Regions from separate parts of the Homo sapiens genome. Here region 2 is linked to region 1. The links are chromatin contacts, found by Hi-C or POLR2A ChIA-PET in ENCODE. All regions are on one chromosome and are shown on one strand. Each heading gives the region's core, a stretch centred on a gene start or an enhancer-like site at or near the end of the contact. The rest is flanking DNA. Distances are from core to core; before and after follow the strand shown. Region 1 overlaps UTRN (utrophin). Region 2 overlaps UTRN (utrophin).

The links. A loop is a pair of places that touch in the nucleus more often than their neighbours do. ChIA-PET counts read pairs that join two places held with the same protein, here RNA polymerase II (POLR2A). Pooled maps may share reads with other maps.
Region 2: a loop to region 1 is called in a pooled map, with 3 times the contacts of the local background. The contact joins two enhancer-like sites. A Hi-C loop is called at or near these places in 1 of 168 maps with a recorded cell type or tissue (naive thymus-derived CD4-positive, alpha-beta T cell) and 6 of 50 pooled maps. POLR2A ChIA-PET finds 5 or more read pairs at or near these places in 2 of 52 experiments (T-cell and naive thymus-derived CD8-positive, alpha-beta T cell).

What each region holds. Positions count from the first base shown.
Region 1 is chr6:144,559,014-144,561,713 of GRCh38, reverse strand. The region is part of intron 50 of UTRN (utrophin); the gene reads right to left. Among named protein-coding and RNA genes, the nearest start is that of SNORA98, 150 kb to the right of the region's middle. Within about 2 kb of position 1,398, at least 5 of the 41 ENCODE cell types and tissues checked have a DNase peak (open chromatin) inside an H3K27ac peak, as active enhancers do.
Region 2 is chr6:144,333,037-144,335,736 of GRCh38, reverse strand. The region is part of intron 2 of UTRN (utrophin); the gene reads right to left. Among named protein-coding and RNA genes, the nearest start is that of UTRN, 49 kb to the right of the region's middle. Within about 2 kb of position 1,361, at least 15 of the 41 ENCODE cell types and tissues checked have a DNase peak (open chromatin) inside an H3K27ac peak, as active enhancers do.

The DNA.
Region 1 (2,700 bases), core at 149-2,648:
AAATGGTGACTCGGTGAGTTGAAATAACTTCCTATAGGTTAGCACAGAAGGCAAGTGCCTAAGATGGGCTTTTAACCAAGGATTGCCCCATATACCTTACACTCAGTGCTTTCTGTTCTGCCTGTACAAACCTAGAAATACCTTAACATAGGCAAGGTAAAATGCGATAAGGACAAGGAGAAAAACACAGAGTAATTAGTGATTTCTAAGAAACTATTTATAGCACACAGTTATACTGTCTCATTTCCTTTACAATACTTCAGTGTAGATAACTATGTGTGTATATACATGAGTGTGCATATATATACATACCTGTATATACATGCATGTGCAAACACGTCTATACACACAGTTATATGTGTGTGTATATGTGTGTGTATAAACACACACATATATGTGTATGTATATATACATGTGTGTTACACAGGTGTGTATACGTGTGTGTGTGTATGTATATATATATATATATATATATATATATATATATATATATATATATATATATATAATGTTATTTTTGCCCTGGAGTGCCAAAATATATACAGCTAAAATAGCATTTTAGACCCAAATCAGGCATCCACACTGACTGTGCTATAAACACATTTCAACAATCACTATCTCAACTGGCACTAGAAAATTTGTTAATTAGCATTAAGAGATGGAAGGAAAAAAAGTGATAAGTAAAAAAAGTAGTGGTCAGGATATATAGATTAGTTAGAAACATTAGAGACAGGCCTACTTTTCAAAGAATCCAAAAAATCAGGATTCAGTTGCGTTTCAGAAGTAATATTATTTTTGAACATTAGAAAACTAATATTATGAAAGTAACTATATTAATTACTACCCCTGAACAGGGTCTGGGGAAGCAATCAAACACATTAATATTTCTGCAGCAAGGAAAAAGGCTATTCATACTAACCAGAATAAATAAAGACTTTAATAAAGAGCTGCATGGTAATTCAAAGATTTCTGTTATCAAAGCTGTTTTTAGATTTTGGCATTGTAGATAAGGGATTGTGGACTTATAATTGTGAATAGCTAAATTATTTAGGCTAACTGCAATTCATACAAAACATTTCCTTTGAAAGCTGATATTGAACTTCACACATTATGCTGCACAGTATTCCATGTGCAAATATAACAACCCTTCACCCCTCCAGAATTTGGCTGACAATGATGTATATAAAGAACAGGCTGGAAGATAAGAGGGCAGCCATGGTAAAAAGGCCTCTCAGCAGCCATTAGACGGGGTGTGATGGCCACGTACTGGAGTGCATTACATTATGCATAAAAAAGGCCCCGTATCTTTCATCTGATATGGCTTCTAAACTCAACACAGATAAGAATCAGTAAGCGGAATTACAGACAGAACTGAGAGGCGGGTACACAAAGCAGTCACCAAGAATGTCAGCAACGGCTGACAGTCTGATTCAAAGAACAAAAATGAAACTGTTTTTAGAGACAATAAGAGCCTGGCTTGCCAGTCAAGCTTGAATTCCAATCCCAACTCTGCCATTATAAGCTGTGTAGTCTTGAGTAATTCCTTAACTTCTCTGTACTTCAGTTTATTCATTAACATAGGACTGATGAAAATGCTACCTCTCTCCTGCAGTTGTTGTGAAGATTAAATGAAATGATGTGTGTGAAGAGGTCAGTACAGTGCCTGACAATGAGACGACACTCAAAATTTATACGCACAAAACAAAGCCCCAAATCTCACAAAGTATAGCAGCCTGAATAAATTTACTGCCAATTCTTCAGAACTCACAGCATGAAGAGCATTACCATTTAGTATAGAAAAATATCATCCTGACTGTGTTGCATGACTTTGAACATGTCACTTAACTTCTCTGAGCCTGAGAATATTAGATTAGACCATGTATTCTCAACACAGGTAATAAATGGTTATTTCTTTTCAGGGGGAGGGTGAAAAAATGTATTCTTTTTATGTATAAAGCACAACCATACAGTACACAGTATATCATGGTATTAAAATTTCATGGGAAGATGAGTCTACACAGGCTCCTTAGGGAAGCGATAATGTAAAGAAAGGTTGAGAAACACTGGTTCAGAAGAACTCTAAGGTCACTCGTATCCATTAAAGTTCCTTAATTCTATCTTTGCAACAATACTACCAAGAATTCAGAAAAAAGTTAAATATACATTCACAAGCTTTAAGAAGGCAAAGAAAGATTTATATATTCTACAAAGATGTCCATTTAAAATAGTTAAAAATTGTAAAGTTCACTGGGTTTAAAAGAGAAAACTCTCTTTACATATAGAAGCCCTAGTTATCATTCACGAAGGGATCCTATGAGCCAGTTTTGCTCTGTTTTCCCTGTTTTATAGATAACAATATATCTAAATCATGTCTAAATATTAATATAATTACTTATTTCCACCCCCCGGAAAATGCAGAGAGAAAACACAATAAGGACAACCACTTGTAACTACAAAGAAACTGGAACATTGTAATTGTCTTAGCTATGATAAACGAAAAATCACCTTGCAATATAATTCATTTTTAATTGCCTCTTCCATCTAATCCAACTACTGCTGTAGGCTGTCTTAAAATATTTACAAAGTAAAAGCAAAAAAAAAAAATAAGAAGAAGAATTGGAGGTGCTAAATAAAGCAGGCCACACATTCCTAACGGATAAATTTTTTGTTAAGTTTACAAGGAAAACAAAGTCCTAACTC
Region 2 (2,700 bases), core at 112-2,611, 230 kb after region 1:
ACTTGAGAGTTTATTTATGAGCCACGAGATTCAGCAGTGGGTTCACAGTGCCAGAGTTCCTGGAAAGAGCATTTGAGAGAGCCAGGCAGCTGATAGGTTTAAGCAGTGCCTACTCTGTTCCATGCAGTACAGCAGTGAAAGAGCCGGTTCCCAGGCCAGGCAAGGCAAGTGCTATAGATGGAGAGTTGAGGGACCTGCCATATCATTGCCTCAGGAATCGGGTTCAACTACGGAGGCAGGTCAGAGCATGCCAAAAAGGGGAAAGGAGAAGTCAGAGGCTGAGGAAACAGGTGGGAGTGAGTGCTGCAGAGGCAAGACAGGCACAAACAACCTGTTATTAAAATGCTCTACAGAGTTGCAAAGGAGCGGGTGGCAGATGGGAGGAGGGAACTCAGAAACAATGTCAGAAGGTACAAAGGAGAAAGGGCGATCCAGAAATAAGACAAGAACAAAGCTGGGCTCTCTTATTCCAGGACAGTGGTCAACAAGCCATTCCTGAGTTTGCAAGTCAGGACCACTTATGTGCCATTTCACATTAAACTTCACTTTCCATGAAATTTTTCTCTGCCAGAGAATGTCCAGTAGTAAATCTGTCTATCTATAAAAGTATAAATAAATTAAACATGGCAAAGTTGGTTTTAAATAAGGAATGTTAGACTACCGTAACTTTCTGGAGGTTGTCAATGAACTATAGTACTGGAACTACGGATGTTCCTACTTGATCATCAGGATATAATTTGGTCTGTATTCACTTTTAGAGATCTCTGAACTTCAAAGTTCGTTCAATTTATTTTCACTGATGCCTTCAAAATTCTTAAAAGTTAAGTTGTGTCAATATTTCAACTCTCACTTGAAAAATGAGGTTATTGAGGTTTCAGGACACAAAGTAAAACACCAAATTCGTGCTGTGAGTGGATTTAAACCTCAGGGCCAGCTCCCAGCTATTGAGCCGTTCCTTCAGCCATAGCATGCATCTTGCAAAGCAGCTCCCTGGCTTTCGAGAGCATTGCCTGAACCAACATGAAGCCTAGAGATGTCAAAGTTATGTTTATGAAAGTAAATGATACTATGCAATACCTCCTGTCTTCCTCAGTCATAGCCAAACAGCAAATGAAGCCAAGAGGAAATACATGTTCCTCAATAGCAGTAAGGTTCCAGGTATCAGGTGGCGGCAGCAGCTGCTGAAAGCCTGTTCCACTTCACCCCTCCCCTAGAACCCCAAACTCGGGCACAAACCCACGCCTCAAACTCTTGAGGCTGCCCGGATTATGAGTCTTTCGGCGACAGATGACAGAGTGACGCAACACTACCACTCCCGGGGGCGCTAAAATCATAGCCTTGACGGAACAGGAAGGTGGTTACTCTTCACAGAAGCTACTAATCTGCTGCCCCCACCCTGCCTCACCACCCCCACCCCCCCCAAACACACACCGGAAAGAGGGAGGAGGAAAAGGAAATGAAAGCAAGTGACTCTAGGGTCTGGATTTCATATGCAAGAATAGCCAGCAACAGGTGCAGCATTCCGGTGAAATTAAGACACTCAAAGCACCATTTGCCTCCACAGCATAAAGAGCCCAGGCACAGAAACCCAACATTAGGCAATGATGTCAGAAGTGCAAATCATCATCATTCTCTAGCCAGCAGCAATTTTGTAGGGAAAAAAATAAAAGGGCATTTGTCTGTTGATACATAATTTCTTTTAATTTAGGAGTCCTCTCTTAAAATAGTTTGAAAATAATCTTAGCATCGATCATCAATGTACTTTTTTAATACCTAGTGACTATCACAGTGCCTAGCACATAGTAGGTGGGTGGATAAATATTTACTGAACGAATGAATAAAATGAGATATTTACTGAACGAATGAATAAAATGAGAGGTAAACAAAAAATTTTCTTCACAAATAAAGATAACCAAAATCTACACTAGTATATAAGTGTATCTTTTTCCCCATTTCTCCAAGAACAGAACAAAAGGTTGGAATCAGTAGCCAAGGACACTGGCTTCATCATGTTGTTGATGAACACATCAGGAGATGCAAACCGTCCACCCCTGGCTGAAACTGAGAAGCCCGATCTGCCACCCCTTGGGTGATCTATGCAGGGAATTCTCATCTGCAGAAGATCCAATGGGAAAAACAATCACAATCATTTAAGCAATCCACCTTTAGATTTTCCTTTCTTTCAATGTGCCATTTCACATAACATTTTTTTTACCTGGCATTATAAGAGAATTTACAAGATAAGTGTTGCTGTATGATCTTCTTCAACATGACAGAAATCATCAACTCATAATATGTTATGGAAAATGTCTTATACTGTGTGTGACATGCTATATGAAAAATCTGAATGTGAATAAGACGGTATAGAAATGAAGCTATTTTATGGGCTCTAAAAACTGACAGAATCAGTAGAGAACAAAGAGCAATAAAAATGAGCCCATCAATGGGAGAAGGTCTGTTATGGGAAGACTGTATTGAATTAAAAGGTTAATATCAGGCTGAGCTCAGTGGCTCATACCTGTAATCCCAGCACTTTGGGAGGCCGAGGTGGGTGGATCACCTGAGGTCAGGAGTTCGAGACAGGCCTGGCCAACATGACAAAACCCCATCTCTACTAAAAATACAAATACGAAAATTAGCCACGTGTGGTGGTGGGAGCCTGTAATCCCAGCTACTTGGGAGACTAAGGCAGGAGAATTG